Linked DNA regions of Homo sapiens: region 2 is linked to region 1. Evidence: chromatin contacts called from ENCODE Hi-C or POLR2A ChIA-PET data. All regions are on one chromosome and are shown on one strand. Each heading gives the region's core, a stretch centred on a gene start or an enhancer-like site at or near the end of the contact. The rest is flanking DNA. Distances are from core to core; before and after follow the strand shown. Region 1 has its middle 53 kb from the start of MIR4486. Region 2 has its middle 44 kb from the start of NAV2.

Region 1 (3,599 bases), core at 373-2,872:
AGATCTGTTCTCCCCACCCTACCCCTGTCCCTGTCTAGGACCTATTTGAGGGTCCAGCCTCTTGGTTTCCAGCAACTGTCCAAAGATGGGAGGGGGAGTGGGAGGAGAGTAGGAAACAGGAAATTAATTCTCCTAGGCTGTGTGTGTGTGTGTGTGTGTGTGTGTGTGTGTGTGTCAGAGAGAGAGAGAAAAAAAGAAAGAGGCAAAGAGTGTGTGTGTCTGTACGTGTGTGTGTGTGCGCAAGTGCGTAAGAAAAATGTCGCTGACATCAAATACTGTCTGAAACCACTTCTGCCTTTTAGGAGAGAGGCACAATTCCTTTCCAGAGAGTTTTTCTTACATAGCTTTATTATTATTATTAGTCTAGGAAAGAGCCTAATGGGCCCCTTTGGTCCCTGAGCCAGAAGGGATAGGAGAAATACAAGAGAGGACTGAATGGCTCTGCCTAAAATGATATTTTGGTCTTGTTCTCTGGGAGTTCCAGAGGCTTGATGGGTGAAGGCTGGTGAGTGGGGTTGGGGCAAGGGCTCAGAAATGGTGGGAGAGAGAGATGTGACGAGGAAATGAGGATGGAGACACTGAGGCAGAGCGGGAGGCTGCACTCCACGGAGACAATGAATGGCCACCACATTTTAGAAACATAGGGCTGTTTTCTGCCCACTCTTATATTTTCAGCAAAAGCTGGGTAGCTTCAAGAACCTTGTGTCAATGAGAATTTTGGAACAAAGGTGGGCATAGGAGATAGGGCTGTAGTCTCAGGTGCTTGCAGCAAGGTCAGGGTGGCAAATGCACCTGGCAGGTGAACTCCATGGGAGTACCGGGGAGGGAGCGCCTCTCAGAGTAGCTGGGATAGAGCTTGAGCCATTTTATTTGGATATGATGGTAATCAATGATTCCAGAAGACTAGAAGGGTAGGGGACCTTGGTGTACCTGGTTCTTTGAGTATAATTATATGTGCATGTTTCTGGTATGCATTTTTATATATGTGTTCATGAATGTCGACACCTGTGTGATTGTGTTGGCAACTGTATTTGTGAATATGGGTAAGTGTATGGGAATGAGTGAGTTTCCTTGTGTATGTGTGAGTGTATGTGTAGGAATCCGGACTTCAGGATCTGTGAGTTACATGTGTACACCTGAATGTAGATGAGTGCATGGCCACGTGAGCGTGGATGCATGAGTACATTTCTGAGAGGCTTTCGAATATATATCTGTGTCACTCACCATGTGTGTACGGGGTGTGGGGATATCTGTGAATGTGTGAGAACATATACTCTGTACGAGTGTGCCCTGATTGCCAGGAGCCTGAGGCAGGCCGGCACCTCTGCTCTGGTGTCTTCCTCCTCACAGGGCCCTGCACTACGCTTGGCTCTGGGCAGTGGGGAAGCGGGAGTGGATGTTCCTGGGTGTGCTTGCCCCAGAGCCTTGCTCCTCACCCAGGAACATTCTCCCTTTCCCATTCCTGGGAAGGAACATAATGTCCACTGGCTCCTCTCCCACCGGACAAGTCCAACTCCTCTGCTGCCTCAGGCTGTGAGGCACTTCCTGACCGGATGGGGAGCATCCAGGGAGCCAAACCCTGGGGCCAGAGTGGGAGGGAGACATACTGGCTCCAAGAGTGTCAGCAACAGGAGATTCTCCCCAGTGGTGATTAAAGTAGCCATCATCTATTGGGTGTTTGCCACATGCCAGCCCAACACAGAGCATTTCACATGAATATATTTGTTTATGCCTCCTTGTGGAATGGGCTGCCAGATATTATCATTATCTCTTCTTCTTCTTCTTCTTCTTTTTTTTTTTTTTTTGAAAACAAGGAAACTAAGGCTCAGGTTGAGGAACTTGTCCAAGGTGGCACACCCAGGGAGAGGTATATGTCGGATTAGAACTAGGTTTCCTGTCTCTGGAGCCAATATTCTCACTTTGCAGGCGGGGCCCAACCCTCCCATCTCATCCATCACCGTCAGTGCATAGATGGGAGACTGAGGTCCAGAAGGGGGCATGTTCTCTTACCAGGCTTCCTTCGGCTCTGAGATGTCCCCTAAGAAGCCCTGGAGCTGGGCAGACTGTAACTGTGGCAAAGGACCTACATGACAATTGTGACTAACTTTCCCAATTTGGTAAAGGTCTCACTTAAAGGTCTGTGGCACACTAGACTTTACACAAATTGGTCCTCTTTGCTGGGACTGATGAGGTCAAAATTGCAGCTTCTCTGGCTGTGACCAGAGAATTTCATGCATGAAAAACCTCCCACTTCCATGGCCTAAACAACCCCAAAGCCAACAGACCCCTTGGTCCAGCCCAACAGGCACATGGATCTCTTTTTTTTTTTGAGACAGAGTCTCGCTCTGTTGTCCAGGCTGGAGTGCAGTGGTGTGATCTTGGCTCACCACAATCTCTGCCTCCTGGGTTCAAGCAATTTCTCCTGCCTCAGCCTCCTGAGTACCTGGGATTACAGGCACACAATACCACGCCCTGCTAATTTTTGTATTTTTAATACAGACGGGGTTTCGCCATGTTGGCTAGGCTGGTCTCGAACTCCTGACCTCAGGCGATCCACCCACCTCAGCCTCCTAAAGTGTTAGGATTACAGGCGTGAGTCACCGCACCCGGCCCACATGGATCTCTTGACCTTCAACTGATTATACACACCTCAGCTTGCCTCACCTTCTTCAAACACCACTTTAGCACCTGAGGGTAAACTATGTGCCAGATCATATGCCCAGTGCTTTCATGTCATATTGGGTACATATTGCACTTTCTAATTACGGTCTCAGCTAATCTCCATAACTATATTATGAGGTTGGTGTTATTCCCATTTTATAATTAAGAAAACAGAGTCAGAGAAGCTTAAGTCACTTTCCTAGGGACACACAGCTCATAAAAGTTGGAACCAGAATTTGAATTTGGATCTGACACTAAAACCTATGTTATTAAAAATGTAAAATAAAATACCTAGGAATAAAGTTAACAGAAGCAGTAAAAGACTTCTATGGAAAACTACAAAACAGTGATGAAAGAAATTTAAGAAGATGCAAACAACTGGAAAGACATCCCATACTCATGGATCAGAAGCATTAATATTCTTAAAATGACAATACTACCCAAAGCAGTCTACAGATTCAATGCAATCCCTATCAAAATACCAATGACATTCTTCACAGAAATGGGAAAAAAAGTTCTAAAATTTGTGTGGAACCACAAAAGACCCCAAATAACCAAAGTAATCCTGAACAAAAAGAACAAAGCTGGAGACATCATACTATCAAACTTCAAAATATACTACAGAGCTGTAGCAACCAAAACCACATGGCATTGGCATAAATACAGACATATAGGTCAGTGGAACGGAATAGAGAACCCAGAAATTAACCCACATATCTACAGCCAACTGATTTTTGACAAAGATGCCAAGAACACTCACTGAGGAAAGGACACCCTCTTCAATAAATGGTGTTGGGAAAACTGGATATGTAAAAGAATGAAAACAGACCTCCATCTCTCATCCTATACTAAAATCAACTCAAAATGGCCAAATACCTAAACGTAAGACCCAAAACTATAAAACTACTCAAAGAAAATATAAGGGAAATGCTTCAGGA
Region 2 (3,987 bases), core at 1,030-3,529, 41 kb before region 1:
ACTAGATTGTGGCTGCAGAGTGCTTAGACTAGGCCACTGGGGAAGACAGGGTGTCATTATTTATCCACACAAAGGGCTGCGTGGTTGTTATGTCTTTATTAATAATTTCCTGTGGGCTCAGAGGTGCCCGCAAGCTGCAGCATCACCTAATTGGCTGCTTCTGCCTTCTATGTGACCCAGCTGCCGCTTCAAAGCCTGGGCCTTCCTTTGGGTGTGGAGGGACCAAGCAATTAGCACCCGCCTCCTCCCTCCTCTGCTCAGTGAGTCAGAGAGATGCTTGGTCAGCAGTCCTCTTCTCCTGGCCTGTCCTCTGAGGACTTCAGACACCCTCAGCAGCCTCAGATGAGGAGCCACAGGGTGGCTGCAGCCTTTTCCTTGGAATGTGACCAAAGAACATGCACTGTCCCCTCTCCGCGGGGTTCCCTGAGCACTGCAAGGGTAGACACTTCACTTGGCAAGTATCTGTTGAGCCTGTACTGTTTGTAAACTCAGCGGGAGTCCCCGGAGATGCAGCAGTGAGGAGGAGTGGCTTGGCCTTTTCCTTGTGGAGTTCCTAGGAAATCCAACAAGGCTGTGATGGCCCGGGGAGATCAGAGTTAGGTGAGCAGGCAGCAAACCCAGACTCCGGGAATCAAGGAAGTCTTGCTAAAGGATCTGAGGCCTACGCAGAGATGTCATGGATGGGTGGGAGTCACTGCTGTGAGTGGCAAGGAGTATGCAGGTTCTAGGCAGAGGCAACAGCGTGTGCTAGTAGAGGCAACACAGTGTGCGTGGCATATGTGAGGGACTGAGGCTCAGAGAGGCTGGATCATAGCTTGCAGGGTGGGCATGACAAGGAGAGGCCGGAGTCCATGAGTTAGTGAAGGCAGGAGCTGGATCGCATGGGACTTTGTGGCAAACTGAAAGCATTAGGGCTTTTTCCTGAGTATGTTGATGTGTGTATGCAGGGCATATGATTATATTCACATTTTAGAAAATCTTGAGATCTAGATCCCAAGTGGGATTTAAAATCTGACCCACTGGGCATCACCCAGGACAAGGGAGGAAGGAGCCCCATCTCACCATGGGTCACCATGGGCAAATGGGTCTCACTCATTGGCACTTGTCCTTAAAAGGGCACTGAAAGGCACTTGGAATTTACTAAGAGGAAAGGGAACTGGATAGGGTACTGGATAGGACCCTCTTACCAAGCTCAAACCACTCAGCCAGGTGCTTCTGGCTCAAAGGCTCACTAGTGCTGAGCTTCATTGCAAGCAGGATCTCACTGGCGGTGGAAGGAGAGGGAGCTGTGAGCTCCATGGTACCCAATGCCTAACCTTTGGTAGGTAATCCATACAGTTAGCACTTAAACAGAGCATACTGTGCACAAGGCACTGTGCTTTACACATCCCAACTCATTTAATCATCCCCAGACCATGAGAGAGGTGCTATTGTCATCCACACTTCAGTGATGTTAAAATTGAGCACAGAGAGGGTAAGTCACTTGCCCAACCCCATATAGCAGGTACATGGTAGAGCCACTTTTAGTGACTCAGTGAAGAAGGAAAGGAAGGAATGAGAAAGGCCATCTGAGGCTTTGGAATGGGAAAGTATTCAGTGAGATGAAATGGAGTAGATGAGAACACTGGAGTGACAGTGCATGTAGGTGTCCAACATGGCTGGAGCCTGTGGGGAGTGGGCAGTGAAGCCCATCTTGCAGATAGCTTGTGCAATTAAATGGCCTTTCATACAGAAAGGCCCAGTGTAGCTTCTGGCACTGAGGAATAGCTCAATAAAACTTTGGTGCTGGCTGCACTGTCTCTTTGTGCCCAGTGCCCCTGCTAGAGCTAACCATCTCTCTAATGGCCGTCACTTGTCCAGCCATGGATTTTCCCATTCACCTGTCTGCTTGTCCTTCATTTTGCTGGCATCCCAAGAGAATGGACAAGAGATGAAAATCCAAGGTTTCCTAATTGTCTCCCATAGGCCTGTCATGTATAGGGAAACACTCAACAAGCATGAAATAGGAGATTATTGTCTGTTACCTGCATTCTGCCTAGACAGCAGGCTAACTAATACCCTAAGGGAGAGAGCCAGGGATCCTGGGGCCTTACTTCTGATTTGGCAAGCAGATGAGCTGATGTGAAAGAGTGTGAATTCTCAGCAGCCACAGATTGGACACCAGGGTGAGGTGGCTCAGCGTCCCTGTCTTCAACCTAGCCTTGAAACAAAGGATGAGTCAAGGGCCTGAATGAGGAGGGACAGGAAAAGTGTGCCCCACCCTGGATTGAGATGATGCAAGATCATCACTGAGCTACAAACACACTTCAAATCACTGGACTATGGAACGTAGGGCTACTTTTTTTTTTTTTTTTTTTTTTTTGAGACCGAGTCTCATTCTGTTGCCCAGGCTAGAGTGCAATGGCATGAATTCGGCTCACTGCAACTTCCACCTCCCAGGTTCAAGAGATTCTCGTGCCTCAGCCTGCCAAGTAGCTGGGACTACAGATGTGAGTCACCACGCCTGGCTGATTTTTGTATTTTTAGTAGAGGTGAGGTTTCGCCATGTTGGCTGGTCTTGAACTCCTGACCTCAGGTGATCCACCCGCCTTGGCCTCTCAAAGTGCTGAGATTACAGGCGTAAGCCACCATGCCCAGCCTTAGGGATACTTTTTAAGGCAATTGATGGCGACAATGTTTCATATGTGAAATGCAAATCTTATATGTCATGGGACCAAAAAAATGTTCTCTTTTGTAACATTTCCCTCCCTGCTCTGCCTGCTCAGATTCTCTCCTTCCTCTGTCCTCTCTGCTCCCAGGAGGGTCCTGCCAGTGTCGTCCTCTTGACCTGGGAATAGAGGGAGAGAATAGGTGGGATGGGCCTGTGGGTCTGGGCTGGGGGAGTTTGGGGGGATTTAGCTAAGACAGGCTGCAAGGGACCTTAGAAGTATAAGGGCAGTGGACGAGAGTGCTAAAACACAAGGAAACAAACACCTTGAGATGTGTAACTGCGGGTTTTAAGTCCCTTTAATGGTGTTTGAGGAATACAAATAAAGGACTTGAGTTATGTTGAAATTCCTTTTGGCTTCTGAAATGTGTTGTTTTAACCATGACACTGTTCTGGGTCTAAAACCCATGGACCACTGCTTTACTAGCTGTGTGCTTCTAGCTAATCTCATAGCAAAGAAGTCTATAAAATACACATTGATACTAGCCCAGTGAGTTCTCCAGTTCCTCAGAGATTATGCATTGACTTGTCTCATTCTATCACTTATTCATTCACTCACTCAACAAGCTCCTAATAAGCACCTATTATTATGTTCTAGGACCTGTGCTGGGCATAGGGGATCCAGAATGGTTCCTCCTCCAGCACACCTCAGTCCAAACCCTGGGCCCCACAACACACCAACTGAATTGTCTCCTCCTCTTCACTCTGTTTCTTCACCTCCTCGTGCCCCCAAAGCACACCCACAGGTATTGGCCATCTGGATTGGACTGAAGAAATTGCCAACCTTCCACCTGTGCCCATAGTCAGATACACATTGTAATTATTTGTCCACGTCTGTCTTCCCTGCTGACTCTGAGCATCTCAAGGTCAAGGACCATGCCTTACTGAGTTTTCAATCCCCAGAGTCTACAACGGGATCTAGCAAAGAGCAGGCACCAGTGAATAATTGTTCAACGTCTACAAATCTGTTTGTCTTTATTCTGTCAGTCAGCAAATAAGAACAAGCACATCCTCTGTGCAAGGCCCTGGCTCTGAGAACCCAGTGACAATGGGGACAGTATTGCTATGTCCACACAGCTAGCAGCTTCCTGGGGGAGACTGACAATGGGAACATACAGAGAGGGGCTGGGTCTAGTCTGGGGGTTGGGGTAGTTGGATTATGGTGGGAGGGAGGCTGGGGAGGGCCTTCTGGAGGAAGCGGCATTTAAATCAAGTGGGAATTAACTAGAATCAGCAGTTTTCAAACTGTTTGCATGTGGAAATAACCTGGAGAATTATAT

Evidence for each region. A loop is a pair of places that touch in the nucleus more often than their neighbours do. ChIA-PET counts read pairs that join two places held with the same protein, here RNA polymerase II (POLR2A). Pooled maps may share reads with other maps.
Region 2: a map of mammary epithelial cell shows a loop between it and region 1 (3-fold over the local background). The contact joins two enhancer-like sites. A Hi-C loop is called at or near these places in 10 of 168 maps with a recorded cell type or tissue (MCF 10A, aorta, ascending aorta and 7 more) and 10 of 50 pooled maps. POLR2A ChIA-PET finds 5 or more read pairs at or near these places in 3 of 52 experiments (MCF 10A, OCI-LY7 and endothelial cell of umbilical vein).

The regions. Positions count from the first base shown.
Region 1 is chr11:19,626,119-19,629,717 of GRCh38, reverse strand. It overlaps a transcript of NAV2 not described here. Among named protein-coding and RNA genes, the nearest start is that of MIR4486, 53 kb to the right of the region's middle. Within about 2 kb of position 1,622, at least 15 of the 41 ENCODE cell types and tissues checked have a DNase peak (open chromatin) inside an H3K27ac peak, as active enhancers do; they include mammary epithelial cell, where a contact is called at or near this core.
Region 2 is chr11:19,666,908-19,670,894 of GRCh38, reverse strand. It overlaps a transcript of NAV2 not described here. Among named protein-coding and RNA genes, the nearest start is that of NAV2, 44 kb to the left of the region's middle. RefSeq lists an enhancer at 195-716. Within about 2 kb of position 2,279, at least 5 of the 41 ENCODE cell types and tissues checked have a DNase peak (open chromatin) inside an H3K27ac peak, as active enhancers do; they include mammary epithelial cell, where a contact is called at or near this core.